7 separate regions of the Mus musculus genome follow, and all the other regions are linked to region 2. A link is a loop called in an ENCODE intact Hi-C map of the cell type or tissue named here. Cell type or tissue: left cerebral cortex. All regions are shown on one strand. Region 1 has its middle 56 kb from the start of C9. Region 2 overlaps Fyb (FYN binding protein). Region 3 has its middle 9.0 kb from the start of Fyb. Region 4 has its middle 72 kb from the start of Gm16311. Region 5 holds the start of Rictor (RPTOR independent companion of MTOR, complex 2). Region 6 overlaps Egflam (EGF-like, fibronectin type III and laminin G domains). Region 7 has its middle 9.5 kb from the start of Osmr.

Region 1 (4,000 bases), 120 kb before region 2:
AGCAGACTAGCTGTTCCTTGAGTTTCAGGGGACTCTTCTGTCTCTGACCCCATTTCTCCATAAGAGCTCTGGGGTTGTAGAGACTCCCAGCAGGTGTCTAGCTTTTAGTGGGCTCCAGGGGCTCCCTCTCAAGTCCCTGTACATGGAAAGTGCTTTTATACACTGAGCAATCTCTCCAGCCCTGAGAACTTTTGGTTTTTTGAAAAGTTCTAAAAGAAAGAAAAAGTAAGAAATGGGGCAAAGCGAGAATAGAAAGAAAGAGGAAAGAGAAGGAAATAGAAAAGAAGAGAATAGAGAAATGGGGGGGGGTCAAAATACTAAAAGAAAAATGCAAACTCAAAATTAGCTATTGTATAATTAAATATAAATATCACATAGCATGCCAATTTCAATGCTAGTCTTATGATTAAGTATTTCATACATCTATACATTTAGATATCTTTCAGTTCACAAATAATTCTCAGAACTGCATGTGATTACTGAGTGCATAAATTATTTACAGGCAAATTTCTAAATTACTTCTCCAAACTTTTAACAGAAAACAAAAATGTTGCTGGCTATGAGATGGGTTGTAATACAGAATGTTAAGTTTGATGTGGGAGACAATACTCAAAGTAATGACTCCTTGGGACTTAAATTTGTCCAGTGAGCTCAAAAGAAATCCCATATTTTGTACCCAAACACTGTATTAATCAGAAAGAATTGGGATTTGTTGAATATGCATAAATTCTGAACTCCATTCTTGATCCACTATTGAGAGGTTTTGATAGGGGAGCCTATAGAGAGACAGGCAAAGCTAGAGTAACTATTAAGAACTATTTTCATGGGCTGGCGAGATGGCTCTCTGGGTAAAAGCACTGACTGCTCTTCTGAAGGTCCTGAGTTCAAATTCTAGCAACCACGTGGTGGCTCACAACCACCTGTAATGAGATCTGACGCCCTCTACTCTCTACTGGTGCGTCTGAAGTCAGCTACAGTGTAGTTATGTGTAATAATAAATAAACCTTTGGGCTGGAGTGACCGGAGCAAGCAGGGCAGATCGGAGAGAGCAGAGGTCCTAGAAATTCAATTCCCAACAACCACATGAAGGTTCACAATCATCTGTACAGCTACAGTGTACTCACATACATAAAATAAATAGATAAATATTTTTTTTAAAAAAAGAATTATTTTCATGATTCTGAGTTGCAAATGTCAAACAAAGAATGTGAGGATGAACTGTCTGCTACCTCGGTCACCAGAGTTGATTCTTGAACTGGCTGGGCTGTGGGGGGTGTCCCTCCCCTCCCTCATGGTTCCATGTGTGTCCCTCTGAAGCATGGTTGAAAAAACAAGGACCTTCTCCAAATAGAGGAGGACTGGTCCTCAGACAAGGGTAAGAGTAGCTACACTCCCCTGCTAGAGCCTCCTAACAAGCTCTCAAATGTCAAGCAGAAAAGAACAGAAACTTGATCAGACCTCCTAGAGTCGGCTTACTCATTTGTCATAGTCCAGAAAGGGATGGATGGTAACTATGGAGATGGTCTAGGTCATTACATTTCAGTCACAGGCAAAGTATTTTTCCAGCAGGGTGCACTCTTGAGACATCACACACAACCCAATAGTGACCAGTACAAAAAAGGAAGTCTCTAACTCTAATGGAGAGAGGACAGCTAGATAGGAGGGGTGATAATGATCTACTGAGCAAGAGACAGTCTACGTACTTGTTTGTTTGGGAAAACCAGGTGTACCTTTGTCCATGCAGTGAGTGCAGTGCCTCATCCCATGTGCCCTCGGAAGGGTACAGCATCATTCTGTGAAAGACACGTGTGAGGATAACTGCCCTCTGATGTTCAAACTGCACATTAAAAACTGAACCACTATAGAAAGAGGCCATTCTCAAAAGGATTCCAGTATTTTTAGATGAGTAACTGTGTTTCCTGGGTCTTGGTGGGCTGAGGAAGGGCCAGAGCCTTCCAGGTTGTTACAAGTTGCCCTTTTCACACATGGGCTGCTTGTTCATTTCTTATCACTGACAATTAAACCTGTTGACTCTCAGTATAAATCTATCTGGGTTTTGGAACGTATTGTCACCCAACTTCACACCATTGTCTGTCCCCCACAGCCATTTAACTACAAGAGACCCAACAATGGCAGCTCCTGAGTGTATCCTAAACAGTTACATATGAGAGAGAGCCTAAAATGGTGGATCAAACATATGTTTAAATTTGTTAGGTTTTTTTTTTTTTTTTAGATATTTTCTTTTTTGTTTGTTTGTTTTGTTTTTAGTAGATATTTTCTTCATTTACATTTCAAATGCTATCCTGAAAGTCCCTATACCCTCCCCCCTCCCTTCCCTGCTCCCCAGCCCACCCACTCCCACTTCCTGGCCCTGGCATTCCCCTGTACTGGGACATATGATCTTCTCAAGACCAAGGGCCTCTCCTCCCATTGATGGCCACCTGAGCCATCCTCTGCTACCTATGCAACTAGAGACACAGATCTGGGGAGTACTGGTTAGTTCATATTGTTGATCCTCCTATACGGTTGCCAACCCCTTTAGCTTCTTGGGTAACACAGAAAGAGAACTTCAGACCAAATTCCCTTATGAATATTGATGCAAAAATACTCAATAAAATTCTTGCTAACCAAATCCAAGAACATATCAAAACGATCACCCATCATGATCAAGTAGGCTTCATTCCAGGGATGCAGGCATTGTTTAATATATGGAAATCCATCAACGTAATCCACTATATAAACAAACTCAAAGACAAAAACCACATGATCATCTCATTAGATGCTGAGAAAGCATTTGACAAAAATCCAACACCCATTCATAAGAGTATTGGAAAGATCAGGAATTCAAGGCCCATACCTAAACATAATAAAAGCAATATACTGCAAACCAGTAGCCAACATCAAACTAAATGGAGAGAAACTTGAAGAAATCCCACTAAATTCAGGGACTAGACAAGGATGCCCACTTTCTCCCTACCTATTTAATATAGTACTTGAAGTCCTAGCCAGAGCAATTAGAAAAAAAGGAGCTCAAGGGGATAAAATTGAAAAGGAAGTAGATATTTTCTTTATTTACATTTCAAATGTTTTCCCCTTTCCAGGTCTTCCCTTTGGGAACCCCCTATCCCACTCCCTCTTCCCCTGCCTCTATGAGAATGCTCCCGCACCCACATACCCACTCCTGTCCTCCCGCCCTGGCATTACCATACACTGGGGCATCAAACAGTCTCTGGCCCAAGGCCTCTCCTCCCACTGATGATCAACAAGGCCATCTTCTGCCACATAAGTGGCCAGCGCGTGGGTCATTCCATGTGTATTCTTTATTGGTGGTAGTTTCCAGGAGCTGGGGTGGGTGGGGGGGTGGCGTCTGGCCAGTTGACACTGTTGCTCCCTCCATAAGGCCCCCCTCAGCTCCTTCAGTCCCTTCTCCAACTCCTCCATTGGGAACCACTATGCTCAGTCCAATGGTTGGCTGCAAGCTTCCACCTCTGTATTTGCCAGGCTCTGGCAAAGTCTTTTCAGAGACAACCATATCAAGTTTCCATCAGCAAGCACTTCCCAGCATCCACAATAGCATCCAGGTTTGGTGGCTGGATATAGGATGGATCCCCAAGTAGGGCAGTCTCTGGATGGCCTTTTCTTTAATCTCTGCTCCACACGTTGTCTCCATATTTCCTCCTGTATTTTGTTACCCCTTCTAAGAAGGACCGAAGCATTCATATTTTGGTCTTCCTTCTTCTTAGGCTTCATATGGTCTTTGAATTGAATCTTTGGTATTGCGAACTTTTGAGCTAATATCCACTTATCAGTGAGTACATACCATGTTTGTTCCTTTGTGACTGAGTCATCTCACTCAGGATGATATCCTCAACTTCCATACATCTGCCCTCGAATTTCATGAAGTCGTTGTTTTTAATAGCTAAGTAGTACTCCATTGTGTAAATGTACCACATTTTCTGTATCCGTTCCTCTGTTGAGGGACATCTAGGTTGTTTCCAGC
Region 2 (4,000 bases):
CATAAATTCCACAATGAGGAAATATCTAGATGCGAAATCTCCCCCGCTGAAGGGGAAGTTAGATAAATACATAGAGGAAATGAAAGCAAAATGAGCCTTAGTCATGCTCAAGAGTATGGAGGAAATGGCTGGGTTGGGTTTGAGGCAGAAAAGTAGAAGAGGCATGTGTTTCTAAGCCTCTTATCCCACCTTCAGAGCACCCTTGGGATGCTGTTCCCTCCCTACTCAGAATCCATTCACAAGTCACAACCTATTGGGCTTTTAAAATATTCACTGGGACTGGAGAGATGGCTCCTTGGTTAAGACTGCTCTTAACCAAGTCTCTTCCAGAAGTCCAGAGTTCAATTCCCAGCAACCACATTGTGGCTCACAATGTGATGGGATCTGATGTCCTCCTCTGATGTGCCTGAAGACAGCAACAGTGTACTCATACATTAAAAAAAAAAAAAAAGGTGTGTAAAATAGTCACTCAATAAACCTTCAAGTCACTCCTCTGTGTCTTTTCTATTGAACTTCCGGGAAGGCCATGCACAAAACAGAGATCTCTGCTTCTATATGAAGCAAGGGCAGGAGAAACAGGAACTGACAGACAGATGGAAGACACTGCGGTGGGCAGTAAGGGTCAAGTGCTGAGGGAGAAAACAGGAAAGGAAAACGTGAGGGGTGTTACAGGCAGCATAGCGTTACAGCTTTAAACAGAGATGCGAGGGAGCAAAGATGCAAGGGGATGTGGGCGTTGGGCATAAAGCTGTGGGGGAGGGGCTGCTCAAGGCAGAGAACAGAAAGGCTGGAGTCTAAGGAGGAGGCGGGCAGAATTACACTAACAGCAGCAAGAGACACAATGGGGAAAGAGCCCGCTGTTGTAAGGGCTCTGCGTGCTGTGACAGTCTGCGACTGTCACGGTAAGTGAGATGCGAACCCCGATGGTTGCAGCACAGCACCAAGGTTTTTTGACTTTTGTTTGATTAAGGCCACTTTAAGTAGATGGGCAAACGCGGAGGCAGCACCAGAACCATTTAGACGGTGCAGAAATGCAGGCAATCTACCAAAGCATTCTAGCCAAGATGGGCTGTCCTCTGCAGAGGCGGCAAGAAATGTCTGCACTGTGGATACATTTTGAAGGGAACAGTAGCAGAATTTGAATTTATTAATGAAACTCACAGTGAGGATCGTGTGTGGTCTTAGCAACTGGAAAGTGCCTGCCACAGGAGCATGAAGTTTGTGCCCATCACACATTTAAAAGCATGTATATGGAACCCCATTTCTGACGAAGTGGAGGGGTTACGGATATGGCAGAGGCAGGTAGAGTCCCGAGGCTCATGGTAGCTAAATCAAGGGCTCTGGATTCACTGAGAAATACAAAGTGTAACGTGATAAAGGAAGATTCCCCAACTTCAACTGCCGGTCTAGACATGCATGCACACACGTAGAAAGAAACTGGAAAGAGCCAATTCAGAGTCTGTTCAAGGTGTGAAGCAAAGACACGGAGTAACAACTAGGATGGGAAGAATTTTGGTTCGTTTCTGTTTCTGTATCTTGAGTCAGGATCTCATGTCACTATAACCTAGGCTGATATTAGGTAGCAAGGGTAGCATGGAGCTTATATGAAAATGACAACATGCTTATATATGGTGATAAGAAATAACCAGCAAAGGCAAAAACAATGCTGTAGGCTGGGAAGAATTTCTGGAACAGAGTCTGGCTCAGCCTCAGTGAGGGCTGGGCTAAATGACTGACAGGTTAGAGCTTCCTGGGTGCACAGTGGAATCTCCAACCAGGAAGTGGGGAGGGAATTTGGGGAGATGGGGACTTTGACCATGCAGAACCTGCTCAGCTTCTGAAGTTATTCTAGGGAATAATTTCTAATCATGTCCTTCAGATCGATTTATGTTTCAGTCTGAAAGGTTTGAAGGTAAATGGGAACCAGAAGTCACGAATCATTTCAAAAATCTTGAGTTTGTGGGAGGCATGTTACCGGTATTTTAAATTGCATTCTTTCGCCACCTAGTGGGCAGAAAGCAGGCCGCTCATTACATTTTCCTGTAGTCTGACCAAGTGAAATGAAATCGGAAGGGGGAGCTTTTTGTTGTTAATGTTCAAGTCCATGTCTTTGACTATAGCACATTTCTTAGGGCTGTTTTAGAAGGAATCAGAATTGTATCAGTATAACCCATCCTTCAGATGGAACCCTGGGTTGAGATTTTATATACAAAGCAAATTTTCTGGGTATTAATAGTAATAAGACAGGAAACGTGAGGTAATAAGAAATAATAATGAATGGGAAGTGACTAAGGTCAGAAAAGGAAGGGCCAAGCGTTCTCCCTGAAGTCACTCTAGTTAGGACCAGGGATTGTTTCAAACAAGAATGTACCAGTGTGATCTTGTAATCAACTACAAGTGCTTTGAATTTTCCAGAACTGGACACTTGGCACATCAGATAGCCTTACCTAATTCCATTTGGCAATATTTGGCTTAGGCCAGTCATCGTTTGGAAATTTCTCATAGGTGAAATATAGAAAGACGTGTTCCCAAGGGAGGGGTCCATTCCTGAAAAGGGCAGGTATAAAAATAACGATATGTGTCACTTAGATTTCTTCACAAAAAAAAAAAAAAAAATCAGCAGTAAAAGGTTAAAAGCTAAACTTTTTTTTAATTAGATATTTTCTTCATTTACATTTCAAATGCTATCCCAAAAGTCCCTCATACTCCCCCCCCCAATCCCCTACCCACCCACTCCCACTTCTTGGCCCTGGCGTTCCCCTGTACTGAGGCATATAAAGTTAAAGGCTAAACTTACAAAGAGTAAATAAGAGCATTAAAATAAAATTAAAAAAATATATAGTTTCACATCTTTAAATGTTAAGATATAGAGCCTTTGTTTATTTGTTTTTGGTTTTACCTTCCTGGGAATTGAACCAGGACCTCACAGGCACTAGGCAAGCACTCTGTCACTGAGCTGCAACCCCCACCCCACCCTAAGAGTGCTCCAAAATGACGGGCATAACATTAAATGAATTTCATTTGGTTCTTTAGGCTGCGCAGGAAACAAAGGGCTGTAGTGAGAAGCCGGCTTGCAGGGACTCATCTCCTCAGATAAGCTTCCTGCTCTTTCTCCTCCCTGCCCACTGCCTCCTCTTGGCTGCCTGTGGTCAGCTGTGGCTGGTTCCTTTCTTCTCTCTGTGAAACTCTTCTTTATGCCTTCCTGGAACACTGAGCAGTTGGTGGCAACTGGACTTGGATCTTTTCAGGACATTTGCATCTATTTCTTATCCTCATCTTGGTCCATTTTATTCTCCACTGTCATGGCCATTGGGGTCACTATTTCATACTTAATATTTTAATACTATAAACTTCATGAACTCAGACCTATATAAAATGGCATCACACTTTATATGGCATAATATTGAGTCTATGTATACAAGTAACATCTCCTTGGGTGAGAAACACTTTGACTGAATGTGCCAATGCCTTTTGTCTTATTACTATTATTTATTTATTATGTATCCAGGTGTTTTAGAAAGTAGTCGATGAGTCCAGTGGGGGATGATGATGGTGATGGTGATTACATCATTTTAAACAAATGGCAATAATTCATTTGGGTGATAAAAGTACCCCTAGTCTCTGTATCATTAGTTCATTAAAAATACAAACACACCCAGAACTAGCAAGACAGGAGTTACTCTAAAAGTATTTTCAAAATGATAACTTTTATAGTAAATTAGCAAAGTGACAATCTATTTTATCAAAGGTTTTGTGGTCTGGTTATAGATAGAGACTTTGTAGCCCTGTAGAGGTGGACTGATAACACCCGGAAGCAGCAAAGGGCAGGCTTTGGAACTGGGTAATAACCTCCCAGAAGAGGCACTTTTATGAAAAACTTGGGTCAGGGGTCTACAGCAGGGGGATGACATGAAAAAAGAATACAGGGCGAGCACCTGACTCCAATCTCCAGAATTTACAGAAAGATGGAAGGACGGACCCAACCCCAGAGCATGCTTCT
Region 3 (4,000 bases), 55 kb before region 2:
TACTTGCCTGGTTCGCTTTGCTGGGCTGGGGATAGTACTTGGCTTACAAAGGTGGTCTTTCATGTTATGAAGGAAGGAAGAAATTAAGTAAAACTTGCTAAAATCCTAGCTGTTGTTTCTTAACACAAATTGTTGTCTTGTCCTTTGCTTTCCCCCAGAGTTTGAAGGAGAGTCTCACAAAAACATTAGAAGTGAGTCCATGGGGCTCTCCAGCACATATGCCACCCACACGCACATCCCTTCATCTCTAGACCACAAGCAGACTTAGGCCCCAAGTATTGCACACACTGGGTGAGGGGACTTTCCCAATCAAGATCATAGCAACTTGGCCTCCACAGCAAGGTGACAGCTCCGGGTATACAGAGAGATCTTGGAACCAAAGTCCTCACAAGTTACTTCCCTTGTACATAATCGTGGCTGCTAGAACTCTGGCTTTGCTCTTTTGCATATCACATGCTTGGTGGGAATGAGAGCAGAAGTACACGGGCTGAATAGACACTTTTTAGTTCCCGTCTTTTCCCCCTTCTTGCTCAATATCCTGAGGCCATAATTGAACTGTTTTTGTGCATGTAAGCCTGGCACAGGGAGAAAGAGGCAGCTCATTCCACCATCCCCCTACACATAGCCCCGACAGGCATCAGAATATGCCACCATTCTTGGAGTTTGCGTGCAGGACAGATACAGCAGCTAAAGCAAGGGGATACAAGTCACGGGCCCCAGGAAGATGCACTAAATGAGCCTCTCCATCTTTCTACATCTTCTGCAGCGACCAGGTAACAGCTATGCCCAAGGTCTCTTCTTTCACATCCATGTACAGATTGTTTTTACAGTAGGGGATGATGAGACCTCCAAATCCTGGCAGGACAGACTGCAGCTGGGGAAGTGGACGAAAGGCGCATGCCCCGTTGGAAAGCAGCAGAGGAGACAGATATCAGATGCTAAATCTCAGCCTCATCTCAGCCAACGCAGCCAGGGACCTGTCTACCAGTTGCGTTTGCAGGCCTCTGTGCCCTGCAGCCTCTGGTCTTGCACGTGCTTCTGGTCCAGAGGCACTACCCTACTGCCTGCAGAGCTGGGCACCAGCAACTTGCCTCATTCTGGCTCTTAACAAATGTGGGTTTGCCCTCATGATGGGGATTGGGAAGCGCTGCGTTCAGTCTCATTCAGACTTTAAGCTATGGCAGGGCATAGGGTTTCTGTGAGATTCCCACAGTGACAAAGAAAAGAGGCCATATCCCCAGTGGCCCTCGTTCTCCAAACAGGCCCTGGCAACATGGATAGATGATGACAAACAGCTATAAGTCAGACAAGGAAGACTTTTGAGAGGGATCAGTAACTACACATTTGAGTTGCAAGCTTTGCTCCTCTTCTATGCACTGCTGTGCGCTGCTTTTGAAGAGTGTAAGACTGTTTTTTTCCTCTTTCATTTACTATATTTATATTGAAGTCATTAAAAGGGAATGGACCTTGAACTCTACCTCCTATCTTCTGTGTAACTCTGAGAGAGCCATATAATGTTTCTAAGCTTCCTTCTTTACAAGTGGCTATAATAGTAGTACTGGCCTCAAACATTGGTTGTGGGGATAAAGTTGTATATTAAATACTAATGCATAACACTACATTATTGGTACTTGCTATGTGAAATATATTGGCACCGGGTACAGACTAATTCATATAGAGAACCAAAAGAGTGTGCAGTCCCATAAGCAAAGTCATAACTAGATATAGCCTTTCTCTTCCTGCTAGGAGGGGAACTTACTGAACAGATATATATACACCAATGTGTGTGTGTGTGTGTGTGTGTGTGTGTGTGTGTGTAAGATCAGACACAGACTGCAGTGAGTCCTAATGTCCCAAGAAGCTAGCAACAAACAACAAGAGGTGAAGGGGCAAGAGATGAAGCTATTCTCTTCAACCCAATCCCATCCTTAAAACCCTCTACTCAGGCAATCACTAATAGCCAAGAGCTTGTAGCTTGGGAACACTGTGAGAAAAGCTGGTCTCCTATTTCAAAACAGGGGAGAAAGGCTGGGAAAGACTCATTTCCACAGATTCAATTCTACATCCCTGTCATTTCCATCTCTTTAACACCCATTGGGGTCTAATTCCCTTCCCCCCTTCTTCCCTCCCTTCTCCATTTCCCGGTAGAGTAGTATCTGGGGAAATGCCGGGAGTGATTATACTGCCATCTAGTGGCCCACAGACTAAGTTCACCAGGTGGCTGGGACGTTCTCAGCAGCTTGGATGCTCAGTTTGTAGCTTCCCACTTGGCATCTCAAGTTATCAACGCAGGGCAGTCCCGGGATGCGCCAGAGCTATGAATTTGTCTGAAGTCGTGCTGGGGGCTGCCTTTGAAGAAATGTTACTAAGAACATAGTGGAAGTAAACTGTGTGTCGTTAGAAGGTTTGGGCTCTCTGACTCCTGAGGTTGTAGCTTCAACATGAAAATGTAAGCTTGGTATATATTCAACCATGTGCCAGCTGTGAGCGGTGGGTAAATGAATGAAGTCTCTGTGCCTTGGTTTCTTTATCTGTAAAATGAGCATTGAGCTAAGAATTTATTAAGTGACACCCAAAATTTTCCTGGGCCAGCATAGGTTATCTGTGATCCGACAGCTGATGGCAATACAGCTACCAATGTCACAGTAAGCAGTGCAGTGTATAAGCAAGATAAAGGCCCAGAGTGGGGTCCCATGGGTCATCCAGACAGACCCCTTACCCTGCTTCTTGCTTGTAAAAAATGTGGGGCATTGAATTGTCCAGTGTTTAAGGCTCTGTCTCTTTCTCAGACACTGTGACTCTATGCTAGGGTCACCATTAAACTGGTTTAGCCATAAGGCCCAGTTTGACACATTTTCTTCTTATTAAAGCTTGGGGCTGAGCCTTTGTTTAACTACTGTGCAGTTGCTGGGAGTGAGCAGAGGGGTCAGAATGGCCTCTGCATTAACCAGAACAGTCACGGATGTGTCCAGACAGAGGTGAGAAGGCAACAGAAGCTGTCGAATCCAAAAGGCATTTTCCCGTTAGGAAGTAGTCTGGCGGTTCTCTGGTGATGTGGAAAGCTTCAGGCTGACCCTGTTTGCATGGCTCTGCTAACCAATCGAGTTCCACAAGCAGAAAACCAGGCAAGTTATGGGGCTATCTATCTATAAGCTCAGCATATTATACTTTGTGTAGCGGTTTGTCTTCAGTGTCAACCTGATGGGATTCAGAGTCACCATGGAAACATGTCTAGGACAGGGTTGTCTGATTAGGTCAATTAACCAAAACTCAAATGGGACTGTTCTATGGGCTGGGTTCTCAGATCAGTAAAAGGGTGTGGGGCTGAACTGAGCACAGCATCCTGACTGGAGATGTGATATGATCAGATACCTCATGCCCCTGCCACACCGTATCTTCTTAGTCCCGATGAACTATCTATATCTTCAACAACTTTAAACCAAAATAAAATGTTCCTTCTTCCCATAAGTTGCTTTTTTTCTTCAGGTAGTTTGTTGCAGCAACAATGCTGTTAACTGACTCACTCAGATAATCACCTGCCGGGACATGTATCCTAGGATTAGGTCAGAACAACTTATGACCTTGCTTGAGCAGGATAAATATGACCAAGGCTTCTCTGTTCTAATCACCAGCTGGATGCTCCCCAGGGGTGAGGGTGAGGGAGCCACAAACATTACCCTGTGATGTAATCATATGAAGAGCCCTTTCTACTTTTCTCTCTAAACTTCGTCCATGTAGGCACTTGAACCCGCACAGAAATCTAACACAAGGTGTTTCATATGAAGCTACGTGTTTTAGTTCCTAGTGACTTCTGTTACAAAGTACCATCAACTGTGGCTTGTAACAACAGAAGGAAGTCTTAAATCAGGGCATTGGACCTAGCCAATCTCCAATGGCTCTCTCCCTCAAGAGGCTTTCTTGAAAGAGAATGTTCTTTCTCATTTTATCCCACCAGACCATTGAGGTCCTCTTGCTCACGTGCCTTCTAAAAGCAGTGGTT
Region 4 (4,000 bases), 390 kb before region 2:
ATCCTCCCCAGTATGGCTTTGGATGACAGGTTATCCATTGGTTTGGTTAAACACGCTTTGAGATGCAGCGGCAGTCGGTGGTACTCTTACCTAGTCCTCCTCCCCTGCCTCCTCTCCCTACCCATGAGACCCACTGTGGGATGCTACCACTTTCTATTGCCCCCTCCTTTTTTTTTTTTATCCTGCTTGCTCTTTCCCCACCCCTAGTCAATATTTTTCATTTTAGTCCACCTTAGCATATCCAAGCCAACGCAACAGGTCTAAAAAATAGCATCTGCTGTGTAATAAAGAGCACTGCTTATGACTATCAACCAATTGAGTGACAGGAACCGTAAGCATGATGTCCTTGTGGGAATTCAGAGAAAGAAAAAAAAAAAAAAAACTCATTTCGAACCAATGTATATAAAGTTTCCATGGGAGAGGGATATTTTGAGCTATCTGGAAAGATCTCAAAAGTAAGCTTTACTGAAGACCGGGAACTGGCCGTTTGAGCTTGGAAAAGACTAAGCACAGAAAGAGAATCTAGAGGCTGGACATGTTTCATCATTGGCTGGCACGTAAAGTACATGCTCTGTCCCAGTTCCTCGGAGGACCAAAAGGGGAGTGTGGGACTCCACCGTGAAGGGACGCGAACTGGTCAACAAACAAATCTCAGTGGCCTGCAAAACACACAATTGTTTATCATTCGTGTGGCCCAGTAGTGGCTGTGACCGCCGCTGTGATTCTTTCTTGTGCCTTCTCACACTACTCTGTACTCAGCTGAAGGGGCTTCCCAAGGGACAGGACTTCCAGAAACATACCACAGTGTTAGAAGAGTGCAGATAAGCCACGTGGCATGTCTGCTCATAGCTCATTGGCCAAAACAAGTCACGTGGTCAACCGTGCCAGCTATAGAGCAGAGAATACCCTCTAAACACAGGAAACACTGAAAATTCCATAGCAATGCGGATATATCCTCGCTTTGTAGAAAGGAAGCCTATACAGTTAGTAAGAATAGATCAATCTACCACCAATAAGAAATTGATAAAATGCAAATGCTTACTATTTAATTAGACTTACATTACACTATCGCCAGTGTAAACGTCGGTATGGCATGGGGAGAAGGGAGAATATTGAATGGTCCAGACAGGAAGTGATGGCCGACTGTCAAACATGGGTAAAGCATATCCACAGTGAGAGCAAGGATCCTCCTGTGAGGACCAGGCGCTGCCCTTCCCGTGATGGAAGTGATCCAATGAAGTATCAATGAAGGCATATTGATAGTGGTGTATGGGCAGACAAACTGACCCGTGAAACACAATAAAAAGTTATTAAAAGCCTCTTGCAAATAGTTATCCAACTCATGATAGAAGTGTCACGACAACGTTACAAGGACAGGATTTTTTTTTCTTCTTGAAGCAATAAAACAGGACAGTGGACACTGCCTGTTATTATTTAATGGTGGCAGCGATGAGTGATAAGTCAGACTATAGCTTTTGATGGGGAGGGGAAAAAATAAATAAAACAGTCATGCCAGACAAAGAGATGACCGCAGATTAGCACTAACTTGGCAAGTATGTCTGAAATACAAGGAATGTCTCACTTCCCAGGTCATAAATACCCCCGTGCAGGTGTGTTGTTATTGTTTTGTTTTGCTTGATTTTGTTTTAACACCATGACACATCAGGGGTTGAGTGGACAGTCTTCAGCCTTACTAGATCATATAATTACTAGATCATATATAATCACTAGATCACATAACCACTGCACCATCTAGCACAGGAACAGGCGGGCAGGAAAAGCCCTCCCCTCCCGCTCTTTAACCTTCAAGTTGTTGGCTCTAACTCAGCAGTGCACCCAGTCCGCCCTTGAACATCTATTGCTGAGGGTCGTGTGCTTCTGAGCCACTTCTCAAGAGACAGAGATCTGTTGGTCAGATTATGGGCAGACCTGGTTAGTCAGTGGTTTAAAGCTACCACATCGGTGACGCAATCCCTGGAACTTTGTGGAACTTTTAAGGCCAGATTCCCTGCTGTGCGAGGTAAAGACACTCTCTCCACTTGTTCCTACTGATGAGTTGAAAAGCATTTGTTCACTTAAACAACTTTTTTTGGAGTAGGGCAAAAGGACGGACTGGGACAAGACAGTGAAATGTGAACTGAAGGGAATGGAGGGACAGGCCAAATTGGCAGATGGCACGTCTCGTTTCAGCTTTTAAAAATAATGTTGCTTTAAGAACAAGGGGGAGAAAAAAATCTCAAGCCAAGAAACATCAACAGTAAGTTTTCCTTCTTTCCCCTCTTCAGATATGCTGAAGCCAGGTTTAATTTTATGTCAGGAAAGAATTCCCTCCTGAGATTTTCCTGGCTACGGTTCAGTTGAGGATAATGTTTTCCAGCCTTGTTTCCAGAGGCCCTGAAAAGCTGAAGGGAAACGGGCAAGCAGTCTTGCAGGTCTCATCCTGAACCAGCAGGGGGCGCTGTGATGACAAAGAAATCCCGGGCCTCTCGGACCTGGGTGCTGTCTGAATGCAGGCAACTTTAGGTATCGTTTCTGAGGCTAGCTAAAACTTGAAACATTTACAAGTTGCATTTATATTTCTTACTTAATACAAAGCCTTCATGCTTCATTTTCAATCCAAAGGGGGCGGGGGCTTAGATATTTGAATAGATTTCCAGAAATGTGCAACGCCCAGCCTTCTTTCATGATTATTCAGGTCATTGTGTAGTGAGATGCCCCATGGATGTCTAAATGGGACACCCAGAGCACTTAAAAGCCATTGCAAAAATATCACCCAAATGTACCTGCCCTTGCTGAGTCATGGCTGCTAAAATCGCTTAACCGTTCGATACGCCTTTGTTTTCAAATTGCTTGAATCCACTTAAAACTTGAGGAGGAGTAAGACAGGGAAGCTAGACACACTGATTATCATCACAACCAATCTTTGACTCTGAGTTCACCAATGTGTTTGAAGTCCTACACTACATCCACACAATGTAATTCCCCCGCCAAGTTAAGAATTACGTGACTATCAGCATTGCAAAGGACTCTCAGTCTCACCTACCCCTGGGTACTCAGTTGCTTCCAGCATCTATAGAACCCTATGAATGCAACCTTACAAAGCTAACATCCAACTGTTACTAACATTGCTTGTATATAAGTCTGGGATGCCATATAGGCAATGTCTGCAGGAGTATGATGTGGAGGTTTCAAAAGATAGAAGTCCTGAATCAGTTCAGGGGACTATTTCAGAGACCCGGGTGCAGTTCTGAATGTTTATACTCCAAGCACATGGATTTTGGAGTAGGTATGTATTACTTCTCAAGAGGCAGGAGCTGAGGGGCCAGACAGAAAGAAAATAGAAAGAGATGTCATATTCATCTGCTGCTATCAAAGTTTCTCTTTCTCCTTCCTCTCTCTCCTTCCTTGCACTCTATCCATTTATCTCTGTGTCTTTCTCCATCTCCCTGTGGTAGCTGTTGGGGGCCTGTAATCTTGCTACTTATTTGCTAACATAGGCTAGCTATTGATGCTCTCTGAGAATCAGGTCCCCTGACTTCTACTCTCTCTGAAGAGCAGAGCTGAGTCTTTTAGGCCTAGTGATTTGGAAAATCTGATTTCACATCTCCAAACCACTCAAGTCCTAATTCTGGGCACGTGCATTCCATATCTTCTTGCAGCTGGAACCCCATCTTGGTAAGGCAATTGAGCAAACTCACTTACGTGCTAAGTAGCATCCTGTTAAACCCCAGGAATCCCCAGTTTTGGCTTTAAACTGAGTGACTGCTGCTTCTTGCATCCCTTCTTTCTCCAAAAGTGATCTCCTCTGTTGCCGTGACACGCAGGCAAACCTGTAGTCTTTCCTCAGCAACTGACTAAATTAGATCAAGAGTAAGGGAACAGTTCTCTGAGTACTCTTCCACAAGAGATTGTAGAGAGGAAGGCTGGGTACCCCCATTTTTCTTCCCTCTGGGAAAGAGAGAAATTGCCTTTGACTGTGTGCACACAGTATTCTGTAGCT
Region 5 (4,000 bases), 82 kb after region 2:
AAGCAAGTCTTCTGGGCAGGCGAAAACAAATGAGGGGAGGACGGGTCTCAAGGGAGATTTGTAACACACATCACATCACAGAAAATAACCAGGCTTTTTATTTATGTTTTTCTTAATAAGTATCTTGTGTTCTGGGGCCAATTATGATTGACATCATTTAAAACTCAAGCATAACTTTGCATACTGTACAATGTTTATTATGTCTAAAGTCCTCATCCCTAGATGAGTGTCTTTTGTTCTTTTGGTCAGAAAGCCACCCACTTTAAGAGCAAATGTGGAGAACCCAATTCCCTGAAATAGAAACGGAAGAAAACAAACAATGATGGCTAGATTGAAAATGATGTGTGTTTTCCCCCTCCTGGAAGAGATGGAATAAATAAATAGTGGTCTTCAAATAAGGACACACAGTTATGAAGATGAAAGACTCGCAAGTTCCTCTACTAACTTAAAGTCAGTCAATTGTACTCACTTTAAAGAAAGCCTGGAACTTAAAGGAACTTACATCAGGCTAGGAAATGACTTAAAACAGGCGAGGATGGACATTAGCACCAGAAGGACCATTTGACAATCTGCTAGCATTTTATGGACAGATTTCTACTAATTTATTTTGTTTTTAGTGATTGTGATGTGTGGAGGGATGAAAGATAAACTTTTTCATGTTCTGGCCAGACCTCCAGCTTTGTGGTCTTCATCTAAGGCAGGAAATAGAATAAATAACTTCCATAGAGACTTGGAAGCTATATAAAAAGGAAGCAATTTTGTTGTTTATCAAGGCTTGTGCTGATAGTGTCAGGGAATATTTCTTTAAAGCACTGTAATTGTGTTAGATCCTTAAAGCTAAGTGCAACAGGGCAGCAGATGCCAGAATGCAGACTTCATCCTGAGATATGGGGTAGTACCCCAAGAGAGCAGCAATTCAAGTTTATTTTCCTGGTGTTTCTTTATTTTTCTTTTAAAAACTTTTGTTGCTTCTACAACTGTCATAGATCGACTATTGGTTAAAAGTCCAACCACAACTATTGGTTGTAGGTGACCAAGCAAGAAGAAAATATGCAGGCATGATCCCACAATTGAAAGGGGAATAGTAGTTTACATTCAGATACACATCTTGGATTTTTTTCCTTATATAATGCTTGTAAAAGTATTTTATAATGAACCATTTGAATTTTATATGTATTTCAAGCATTTATGAGTAAAGGAAATCTGTAATTGCTTACTTAATACCACTCTGTTAATATACTGGATCAACAAAGTCATTTTAAATTACATTTGCATAATTTCTACCTTTGGGCTTTCAAGTCTACAATTGCTCACTATTATTAACACGGAGAGTCTTTCTAATATTTTTTTATTTTTCTTTTTGATTTTAGAGAGGTTTTGGTTTGCTTTTTTTTTTTTTTTTTTAGTGAGAACATTATTATTATTTAGAACATTATTAGAACAAAAGGAGCTGAAGGTTTACACTAACAGATACTCGTTTTTGACGTCTGTACTAAAAACTAAGTGGTTAAGGCAAGATCTCCACTTTGGACTTTTAAGTCTGGAAGAGAGAGGTGAGGAATAGGAGGAGACAAAATATCCTCTCATTAAAGTAATCTAGCTTAAGAGAGTTGCTGGGTTAAGGGCCAAATGAGTGCGTACTAACCCGCTTCTAGAAACCCGTAAACTAATCCTTGTGACTAGTCCGCATTAAAAACATCGATCCTCGACATCGGCATCAGCCAGTGATGTAGGAGTAACAGAAAGCCAGGACGAGGCGCCCAGCCTCCTCCCCGGGCTCCGGGAGAGGAAACCCTGTCCCGGGCCTCCAGGCGCTGGCGCGCGCCGGGGAAAGAGTCCCGCGCTCGGGCGAGCGCCCTGCACGCCCGCTTTCTGCACTCCTTGCACGTCGGATGCCCGGCGGACCGAAAGCAAACCTCCGCCCTGCCGCCCAGCTCTCGGCGGCGGCGGCGAGCGGCTTTGCCTGTGATCAAGCGCGAAGCCGCTTAGCTCAATGGTCAGAGCGTGGGTGGAAAACAAACTTTGTTACGTGTTCACTCGGGGCGCCGCGGTTCTGGGAAAAGGATCAAAGCGACATTCCTAACTGTGCGCCGCGCGCCTTTTTCCCGGACCCCACCCTCTCTTTTAATAATAATAATAAAAATAATGGTAACAATTTTAGCCGATGAGTAAGGAAACGGGCTTTAAAGCCACGCGGGGAGTGCGGCGGGGCGGGCCAGCAGGTGGCCCGCCCGCATCCCGACCTCCGCCGCGCGCGCGCCCAGAGTCCCGGGCCACATCAATGGGCGCCCCCCCCCCCCGTGGGAACTGCGCCTCCCACCACGCCTGCGCCCCGACGCCCTGCCCGTGTCCCCCCGCCGGGGGTCGCATCCCACCGCCCAATGCGGGTCGGCACAGGCGGCGGCGCGTTGCTCGGCGCCCGCGGGCGAGCCTCCGTGCCGAGGGGCGGGGGCGCTGCCGCGGGAGGGGGGCGGAGGGGGCGGGAACGGCGCGCGGGGAGGGGAAGGGGGTTCTCGCGCGATCGGGCGAGGTTTCCGGTGTTGTGACTGAAACCCGTCAATATGGCGGCGATCGGCCGCGGCCGCTCTCTGAAGAACCTCCGAATACGAGGTAAGCCCGCTCGCCGCCCTCGCTCGCCTCACCCGGTGCGGGTCACGGGTCGCGGCGCTCGGCTTTGCTCCGGGCCTGGGGATGGGGTGGGGTGAGGTTGGACGGGGAAGACGAGCGGGGCGTCGGGCGCCGCCGGCCTGCGATGGATTCTAACTGGGGTTGTGTGTCTTGTCTCGCACAGGGCGGAATGACAGCGGCGAGGAGAACGTCCCGCTCGATCTGACCCGAGGTAACGCGGGCCGCCGCGGCCGCCGGGGAGGCGCGGGCAGCCGGGCGGGCGGGCTGGCAGGCGAGCCGCGCGGGGCAGCGAGGGGCCGAGCCCGCGCCCATCCCCCTGCCCCGCGCCCGGGTGGCCCGGGTTGCCCGGGGGGCTGAGCCCGCTCCGGGGCCTCGGGCGGCTGCGGAGCTCCCCGGCCGGCTCGGTCGCGTGTGTGTCCCCCCTCCGTCCGCTCCCGGGTCCCCCCACCTCCGGATCCCGGGGGCGGCCTTGGACGGGGTGGGTGGGGGAGCAAGGTAGAGGTTGTTATTTAGGTTGCTGGAGGATGTTTGTGGGAAGAGCGACCACATCCTGCCCTCCCCGTTCCCCCCAAGAGCAGATGCTGGACCCTGCCGGCTTCTTGCTCACTGCGGGACTGCTCTTCCCTGCCCGTGGGATCCTCTTGGGTGGGGTGGGGGGGGTCCCCGCAGCTTTTTGAGAACCCGGAGAGCCCGTGATGACTGCTAAGTGTCTGGTTCACGCCGCAGCTCCCTGCTGCTCGCTTCCCGTCTCCCGGGCCCGCTGGGGCTGTAGTTGGCTGGAGACCGCCCGCCCCCTCACTCGGCCGCCGCTTCATTGTGTACCTTGTGGCTGCAGTGGAGGAGAGCTGGGTTTGTTTACACCTTTCCCAGCAGGGCGAGCCCCGCGTGTGTTTTGTTTTTAAGAACCGCACCCGGCGAACGATCGGTATTTTCTTGCTTCGGTCACCGGCCCCCGGGCTGGTGTTTCATCTCCCAGTATCTCGCCGAAGCATCAGTCCGTTCTCTGCCTCCTTAAACAGGAGTTGGGTCTACAGATTCCGGACGGTCCGACTCCACAGCGCTGGAGTGGAGTGTAACTTAACTAGTTCTGCTGTTACGGAATCACTTTTTGAGATCCGTGAAACACCTTAGGACGTTAAAACAAGACAAGAACAGTCGTAAACATTGTATATACGACATGAATTTGGTTCCCCCACCCACCCTGTATGTAGTGACCGTCGTATAAAGTTATTTGGTGGATGTGGGATTTGGGGGACCCATCTCTGTATTGACTGCGTAATTCAGTTCTGTTTCGGTTTTTGTATTGTAAGAATCCTTCTGTGTAGACTGAAAGACTAGTTTTGATTTAGTTTCATGAACACGTGTTTGTTGT
Region 6 (4,000 bases), 610 kb after region 2:
ATTTTTTTTTTTTTCCTGAACTAGCAGTGAGACATGAGGACACACACCAGGGGCCTTTCTCAAGGACAGTCTTCAAATTACAATAGTACCATCTCTCATCTCTCGGTGTCACAGCTCCTTCATCTTTTACTCTCATTCTTTGTCACGGGTCCTACTTTGGTCCCCACACCACCCTTCATCACTAAAGGGAAGCAAGATGAGGCTAACCCAGGGTCCAAGTTCACTTTTCTTCCATGCAGGCATCCCTGCATGTCTGGGCTCTGAGTCACACTACATGTCTGTAGCCAAGGAGCCCAAGGTCATCGAGACCCAAGGGATCTTGAGCATCCCCAAGAGAATGAATAGGAGACATGAGAGTGCGGTCAGCATCGTCCACTAGCCAAGCAGCTCTTTTATCTTCACCCTTCTGGATCACGTTTCTGCAATCCCAGAGCTCGGTTTTATGATTGATGAGGAGCAACTGCTCGTGGGTGGGTGGGTGGGAATAACAGTTGGCTCTTACGCGGAGCAAAGGACACAATGACTCAGAGAAAGCCGAAGAACAGGGAGCTTGCTCCACGCACCTCCACTTGCTCCTTCCCTGGCTACACAGGTGTCTGTGGCATTCTAGTGTCAGTTATCTCTCCCAAGAGCCCTAGAAAATTTGGGGAATTTCTGCTGAGAAAAAAATCACCTCCACTTTATAGAATCACTCTGTATTTAACAGAAAGCCAGGAACAGGTGTTTGGAGAACTAGACTGTGAGTATTAAAAAAATAAAATCGTAAGCATTTTGGCATTTTCTCAAACCCTCTTCCTGAGGCACAGAAGATAACACCGATTATATCACTATGTACAGCCAGAGAGATATCAAGCCTGAGGAGGCAAAAGCTTACCTTCTGAATGCTCCCACTAAATGGATGGAGGATCCCCGAGTTCTTCTTGACATCATCGTAATTTGGGACTCCACCAATAAAAATGTCCGTATTACACTTAATCTGGGTGAAGCCTCCCTGTCAAGGCATAAAGAAAAGCAAGTGACAGACTAACCTCAGGACAGATGCCGACAACAGTCTCGAGAGCCATCACAGCAACCTGGTCATGCATTGGCCGGACCTTCACATTGTTTTGTGAGGTAACTGACCTTGAATGTCAGGAAGTTTCTTAGCCTCCCTTAGACTCAGTTTTATTGTGTGTAAATAGATCATAATATCCAAATCTCAGAAGCATCTGAATGTGTGTGCAGACTACATCACTGTTGATGGGTGTGTAGTGCCATTCTCTACTCGGAAAAACTGCTTCCAACCAGTGGAGCTCTGATGAGATCATGGAGCAGAAAAGCAATGAACCCTTCTGGGCAGAGGATTTCAGATCTTGGAAGTGAGTCTCTATACCCTTTCGTCTCTCTTCTTCCTTCAGTCCAGGTAATAAGAGGAAACTGCAGCTAGCCACTGGTGGCCATGTGCATGAGTGAGGACTAACACTCTGTTATAAATCGATGGCACTCTAGAGCAGTTGGTGCCACTCTAGCCTATTCTGAGGGCAGAGATGCTCTGTATTTAGACTTTGCACAGAGCTGAATGCATTATCAACATCCCAATATGTGCCTACTGCTCTGTTTGGAGATGGCATGGATAGAACTTCTCCAAGACAAAGGACTAAGGGAAGGCATAGGGCTGGGATTCTTGTGGTCAAATAAATGTAAAGAGCAAAGAAATTTTTCCATCCTCCCAGTTCTTGGGGGAACCTGTTATTGTTCTCCCTTGCATCTTAGGTAGCAACATGTGTATTACAATTAATGACTAAGCTCACTCAATATAACCCATAAGCAGAACACGAAGCTATCATAAGAAAGCAGCAGAAATAAACCAAACACCTGAGTTTACCTGGCATCAACTTTAAGAAACACAAACTAGTGTTCTTGGAGTTGGAATGATGGCTCAGTGGTTAAGAGTGCTTGTGGAACATCCTGAGGACCAGAGTTGAGGCCACAGTAACCATGTCACAAGCCAGGTATTTCACAAATGCCTCTGAGGGATCCATCACCCTCTTCTGAACCCCTGCCCCATGCATAGGTACATGTGTGCGCGCACATACACAGAAGCACATATAGCCACACATACACAGATACTCACACACATAAGTACTTTAAAAGATAATCATGTCTGTGATAGCATAAGTACAAATAATAGCATCATTAAGCCATTTAACAAACATGATTAGGCACCCACTTACTGTGCTCAAGCAATGTCGATGCCGGACAGACATTAACAGATAGGTGAGACCCAATCCTTGTCCCATGTGAGCTTATATACGGTGGAAAACATGGGCAAATCCATGGGTAGTTGGAATCAGAGCAGATGAGGACTGTCCAGGTTCCTTTGAGTATGCCTGAGGACAGGGAGGTCTCTTACCTCATCCTAGATGTACGAACTGGGAGAGCTGATCAAGGAAGAGTGGCAACTTTGGAATTGGAAGAAGTTGGGGCTGTGGGGTTTATAAGAAGCAGACAGGGTTGGGAGGACGAGGTAGTGCAGAGCCTCAGAAGTCATGCGAGGACTCTGACTTTGCAAAAGTCAACAAGTCTGAAGCAAAAGGCGGGCTGGGTGTTTTAGGATGATCATTAGTCAGAGAGAGGAGAATGGATTGGGGATCACAGAGGTGGTGAAGAGGAGACAGATGATCACAGATGACCATGCTCCATTTATCTCTAGGATTACCTCCAGGGCCTAGCTGCTACTGTTTGTAATGCTGGGGATGGAGCCTAAGGCCTGGCCCATGTCCATCCTAGACTAGCACATTACCAGTGAGCCAAACCATAGCCTCGGACAGGTCTCATTCCAATGCATGGTCATGAAGGAAACACAGGGGCTGCTGGGGATTCAGGCTGCCCAAGAGTATGCACCATCACAGACTTCCAAGCATCTCTCCCTTGTCTCTGACTCCAGAGCTGACAGAAACTATTAGAGGAAAGGAAGAAGGCTGTGGAGTCCACAGAAGAGTATTCTTTGAGTCTAAGTTCTGACTTTGACTCCCAATGTGTCCAGTAAATGGGGTGAGAGCAACTTTATTCTGGCTTTTGAAGAACCATCCCTCTTGCTGACAAGGAAGGGGGTAGGTAGCCTATAGTTTCATGCAAATTGTCCTCATCTCCTCTTTAAAAAAATTTTCTTTTGGATTTTGACCCTGGAAATAAAATCAACTACAGTGAAAAGTGCCCCGGCATCTACAATCGCGCAGTATTAACTGATGAGAGTAAGCAATGGAGCAACATGGAGACAACCATGTGCTAGGTACTGCTGTGGTTCGCTTACACAATTCTCCTGACTCTCACAACAACTCTCAGATGTGTGTTGTCATCAGCAGGATTCTCTCAACTGATCTAAGGATAACGATTCGATCAGAAAAAACGAAACTCAGGAGTCAGGTGACCAGCTTGAGCTTACCCCACTGGTGATCGGTGAAGCCGGATTTTGGAAGCTCAGGAATCAGGTTCTTGTCAAACATGCCATGCCTACACTGCTGTGTCTATGATCTCAGCTATCACATCATATAGATGACAAGGTCAGAGGTTGATGAGTGGCAGGGTAGAAAGAGCAGAAAGCAAGTTCTTAAAAGTGCCCTGGTCACTAAGTGTCATGGGTTGAATATGTTTGGCCCAGGGAGTAGCACTATTTGGAGGTGTGGCCTTGTTGGAGTAGGTGGATCACTGTGTGTTTGGGCTTTAAGACCCTCATCATAGTTGCCTGGAAGTCAGCATTCCACTAGCAGCCTTCATATGATGATCTAGAACTCTCAGCTCCTCCTGCACCATGCTTGCCTGGATGCCGCCATGTTCCTGCCTTGATGATCATGGACTGAACCTCTGAACCTGTAAGCCAGCTCCATCAAGTGTTGTCCTTATAAGACTTGCCATGGTCATAGTGTCTGTTCACAGCAGTAAAACCCTAACTAAGACACTATGTATTAACGAAGAAGTATAACTCAGGCTAATAAAAAGCCCTGTGAAGTCAATACTGTTG
Region 7 (4,000 bases), 260 kb after region 2:
ATGTGTGTATGTGTGTGTGTGTGTATGTGTGTGTGTGACTGTATGTATGTGTCTGTGTGTGTATGAGTGTATGTGTGTGAGTTGTGTGAGTATGTGTGTGAGTATGTGAGTTGTGTGTGTGTATGTGTGTGTGAGTTGTGTGTGTGTGGTGACATGTGTGGAAGCAAGAGGACAAGTTGTAGATGTCTGTCTCTGCTTTCACCGTGTGGGTCATGGGACTGAATTTAGGTTATCAAGGTCGTGTGCCTTCCTTCACTTGCTGAATCATTTTGCTGACTTACATTTTCTGATTGTTTTGTTTTCAGGATTCACTGGCTAGCACAAAACAAACTCGATTCTTGTGGACTTTTTGCTTCGTTTCCTTTGGTTTGTTTGCTTGCTTGCTTTTTTATAACTGAAGAGGAAATCGTCAGAGGTCTTGGTAGGGGAGCTGACATTTAAACCCTTGTAAGTAGGAAGTAGGAATTTAGCTAGCTGAGGAATTTCTAGGCATGTGTTCAGTCAGCAGAGGGCAGCGCTCAGCTCCTGGGCGCCTCTTTTTCCAAACATCACTGAGCCAACTTGTACGCTAGCTGTGCTAAGAATCACAAATTACATTCATTCCTCCTGAAGTTGAAGCCAAAGCCTATGTAGGACACCATCAGCAACAAGGCTCTCTGGATTGTGCAGGTTTTTCTGAACAAAGTAAATAAGCAAGCAGGTCAGGCCTTACGGAGCTTCAGCCTCAGTTCTATGAAAGGGGACACACAGCATAGGACCACTGCTTTAGCAAGCATACAGCCATGCCATTGTTTGTTTGTTTCATTTTTAACTTTTTATTGATTCTTTGTGAGTTCCACATTGTGCACCCTCAGTCCCATTCACTTTCCCTCCCCCTCGTGTCCATCCTCAGCCCTTGCAACCCCTCCCCCAAACCCACAAAAACACACATAAACGAAGCAAAGCATAGAAAACATCTTGTGGTGGAAGCTGTAGTATGTTACAGCGTGTCCCACAGTGTACTACTTAGTCTAACATCTTGTGGTGGAAGCTGTAGTATGTTACAGTGTGTCCCACAGTGTACTACTTAGTCTAACATCTTCACTGTGAATGTTCACTGCAGTGAGTCATTGGTCTGGTTTGAAGTCCGGATTCTATGTCACTGTCAGTACTGGATCCTCACCAGGACTCCTTTTGTATATCCTGTTGTTGCCCCGTGTCAAGTAGATTCTGCAGCTTTGGATCTATAGGCCCCGCCCCTTGATGTGCTCCAGCTGTTTGTAGATGGGGTAGATGTTAGGGTTTGGGGTAGGCCAGCTCAAGGCCCTGGATCTGGGCCTGGGTGGTAGCTGAGCTGGGCAGCCTGACAGCTCTTCTGCACCCACACCACAGGGCAAGCTCTCCAGCACTGCTAGGGCTAGGACACCTGATGCTGCCACTGGCAGAAGGCAAGGTCGGCTCTCCAGCTCCCATGCCCTCGGACCTCCAGCTCCAGCTCCATTGTGCTGCCCGGTAGCAGGAGAGGAAGTGCTGCAGCCTGAGAGGAGCTGAGCCAGCAGTCTGTCAGCTCTCGTGCCCTTGAGCATGCTCACCCAACACTGCTCTACCAGGGCCAACTCTACTGTGCTGCCCAGATGAGATGCAGGGCCAGCTCTCCTGCCTTTGATTGCAAGAGAGCTGAGGACCGGGCTAAAGGGTTCGGAGATTCCAATAGGGAAGTGCTTTCCAGAAACCACACTTATTTGTAAATCAAGATTGCTGAGTAAAGAAATCATTATTCAAAGTTTCTATACAGGACAAAGAAATTTATGACAGATTCTCAATAGGCAAAATACAGTCAGCTGGTTAAAAACAGGAAAATTTGCTAGAAATGGATGTATAATCTACTATATTGGAACAATTTATAAAGATGACCATGTCTGATGTGGATGGGATCCTGTGTTGACAGCTAATACTCAAATGCATCAAGTAGAAAGATAAATCAGCCAGTCTTTAATCAACTGAAATTTATAATGGAGAAGTTGCTACTCTCAGAAACTCCTTTGCTCCCAAGGCAACTCTCTGCAAAGATACTGCGGGCGGGCGGGCGGGCAGGATGCTGACTTTCTGCTGTGCACCTGTGCCCTTGACTTGATACCAGCTTTGGAACTCATCTCAGAGCAATGAGAACTGGGAATGGGAAAGAAGAGGAGAAAGGCGCCCCCTAGTGGCTGCCTCTTAGAAAGTGGGCTATGGAAGGAATTTGCTTTAAGCATTATTATAGAGAGCAATGAGGCTTAGTCTCCTATCACAAGCCTCCCAGGCAGAGCCTCTGACTAGATTTTGTCCCCTATAAAGCATTCCTTGAAGAATATACTTCAATTTCATTTCACTTAACTGGGAATGGAGTACACGGTATTGACGTATGTTGAAAAGTAAAGTTCAGAACCATCAAGACAGGAATAGGGAGTTGAGCAATGGAACTGTGCCCTGCAGAAGACAGACCAGACTCCACTCCTAACACAGCACGGAGACATAGGACTTCATAGCTAAGATGGAGAATAGGGCCAGCGGATGGGAAACTGCTGAGGGAACTATCACAGAGTTCTGCTTAGACTGACCGTGTGCATGATGAAGACAAGCCTGGGTGACCAGTGTTACCTGGCATGGTAGAGGGTATCTGATAAGGGTATTTATTTATTGCGTGGAGTCAAGGACTCTGGCAAAATCCTCACAGATGAGGTAATATGCGAACTTTCTCCCGTCTGAAGAACATGGGACACATTCAAAATTAACTGTTTAGTCTCTTTCTTTCTTTCTTTTTTTCTTGAGGGGTGGGTTTAAGACAGGGTTTCCCCGTGTAGCCTGGGCTGTACCAGAATTCACTTTGTAGACCAGGCTGACCTTAACTTGGAGATCTGTCTGCCTTTGCCTCCCAAGTGCTAGGATTGAAGGCATGTGTCACTGTACCTTGCCAAAATTAACTTTTTAAATGATCTTAAGTTATAAAAGATTGAGCAAACAGGGAGGATCACGTGGGTTAGAGAGAACTGGGGTCCCCAGAGGAGTGTCTGTCTGTGAAGTGTACGCTGTGTGCCGGGATGACTATTGAACAAACCAGTGGCAAATACTGGGCCCTCAACTCCAAGCTACCTCCATTCCTGTTAGCGCTCATGAGTGCAGGGCTCAGCAGAAAGACAGGGCCTTCATGGTCCATGCATACTGTTTTCTCAGATGTACCGCTGCAGAGACACACTGTGTACTAACTGGGAGCCTTGGTAGAGTACGCTCAACCACATAGTATGAGTCCCTTCTCACGTACCTACCTAGCAAGGAGGATGGATGCAGGCAGAGGTCCAGCCCTTGCTCCACTGGCAGCCTTGAGCCTGGGCCGTTCTGGAAGCACCGACTTGGTGTAACAGGCACAAGGGTACTAGTGATGGTTAATTTCAGATGTCAGCTTGAGATCCAGAATCACCTAGGAGATGAGTGTCTGCGCATGCCTGGGGGAGGGGCTGTCCTGATTGAGTGAGTTGATGTGAGAAGGACTCTCACTGAGAGTGGCACCAGGCAGGAGAAACTGGGTGGGGCATAAGCATCCAGCCCTTTCTGCTTTTAAATTGTGGATGCACTGTGACGTGGCCTCAATCTCCTGCCATACGACTCCATGATGGATCATGTCCTCTAACTTTTTTTTTTCTTACATTGGACATTTTACCACAACATCAAGACAGGGAGCCATTAGAGCACCTTAAGTGCTGGTGGCCTGTGTGTGCAGTGCGCCATCCCTTAATGGAGGTAGGCACCCTGGGATTTACTGTGAAACTAATGACAAACATTTTCCCACAGTCCTGGGAAAGTCCCGAGGCGTGTCTCACATGCTTATAGTTGGTCCTAAAATCGAGATTTTAGGGTAATTAAGCTAATGTAAATGTTCCATTTAAGATTGTTGTGATAGCGGCTTGTAGGGGCAAGTGCAATTATTATTACCACTTTGTGATGGAGACACAGAACAATTTGAAGCAGCAAAGCTTGGATCTTA

The links. A loop is a pair of places that touch in the nucleus more often than their neighbours do. Peaks named below come from ENCODE experiments on the same cell type or tissue, not always from the same donor. Only the 100,000 strongest peaks of a DNase experiment are listed, where the experiment ranks them.
Region 1: it touches region 2 in a loop (2.5-fold over the local background); 8 of 42 quality-filtered maps call a loop at or near these places.
Region 3: a loop joins it to region 2, with 2.2 times the contacts of the local background. A loop is called at or near these places in 4 of 42 quality-filtered maps.
Region 4: it touches region 2 in a loop (5-fold over the local background); 12 of 42 quality-filtered maps call a loop at or near these places.
Region 5: it touches region 2 in a loop (2.5-fold over the local background); 9 of 42 quality-filtered maps call a loop at or near these places.
Region 6: it touches region 2 in a loop (2.7-fold over the local background); 3 of 42 quality-filtered maps call a loop at or near these places.
Region 7: it touches region 2 in a loop (4-fold over the local background); 10 of 42 quality-filtered maps call a loop at or near these places.

Annotation. Positions count from the first base shown.
Region 1 is chr15:6,499,494-6,503,493 of GRCm38, forward strand. No RefSeq gene overlaps it. Among named protein-coding and RNA genes, the nearest start is that of C9, 56 kb to the left of the region's middle. In left cerebral cortex, a CTCF peak has its summit at 1,568; a DNase peak (open chromatin) is centred at 1,579.
Region 2 is chr15:6,623,938-6,627,937 of GRCm38, forward strand. The region is part of intron 2 of Fyb (FYN binding protein); the gene reads left to right. It overlaps Gm2245 (predicted gene 2245), which reads right to left. Exons shown (of 7, transcript NR_155272.1): 3 at 2,448-2,547. Among named protein-coding and RNA genes, the nearest start is that of Gm2245, 28 kb to the right of the region's middle. In left cerebral cortex, a CTCF peak has its summit at 2,009 (motif pointing left); DNase peaks (open chromatin) are centred at 774, 1,038, 1,742, 2,003 and 1 more place; H3K4me3 peaks cover 378 bases; H3K27ac peaks cover 998 bases.
Region 3 is chr15:6,568,891-6,572,890 of GRCm38, forward strand. It overlaps a transcript of Fyb not described here. Among named protein-coding and RNA genes, the nearest start is that of Fyb, 9.0 kb to the right of the region's middle. In left cerebral cortex, a CTCF peak has its summit at 2,191 (motif pointing left); DNase peaks (open chromatin) are centred at 482 and 2,196.
Region 4 is chr15:6,235,925-6,239,924 of GRCm38, forward strand. No RefSeq gene overlaps it. Among named protein-coding and RNA genes, the nearest start is that of Gm16311, 72 kb to the right of the region's middle. In left cerebral cortex, a CTCF peak has its summit at 2,441 (motif pointing right); DNase peaks (open chromatin) are centred at 1,968, 2,447 and 3,679.
Region 5 is chr15:6,705,842-6,709,841 of GRCm38, forward strand. It overlaps Rictor (RPTOR independent companion of MTOR, complex 2), which reads left to right and starts at 2,540. Exons shown (of 38, transcript NM_030168.3): 1 at 2,540-2,610; 2 at 2,792-2,839. The coding sequence starts at 2,562. In left cerebral cortex, no CTCF peak of the experiment used is centred here; DNase peaks (open chromatin) are centred at 1,999, 2,614 and 3,473; H3K4me3 peaks cover 2,487 bases; H3K27ac peaks cover 2,053 bases.
Region 6 is chr15:7,233,311-7,237,310 of GRCm38, forward strand. It overlaps Egflam (EGF-like, fibronectin type III and laminin G domains), which reads right to left. Exons shown (of 22, transcript NM_178748.6): 16 at 875-991. Among named protein-coding and RNA genes, the nearest start is that of Lifr, 110 kb to the left of the region's middle. In left cerebral cortex, no CTCF peak of the experiment used is centred here; no DNase peak of the experiment used is centred here.
Region 7 is chr15:6,881,854-6,885,853 of GRCm38, forward strand. No RefSeq gene overlaps it. Among named protein-coding and RNA genes, the nearest start is that of Osmr, 9.5 kb to the left of the region's middle. In left cerebral cortex, CTCF peaks have their summits at 508 (motif pointing right) and 2,182 (motif pointing left); DNase peaks (open chromatin) are centred at 517, 1,563 and 2,185.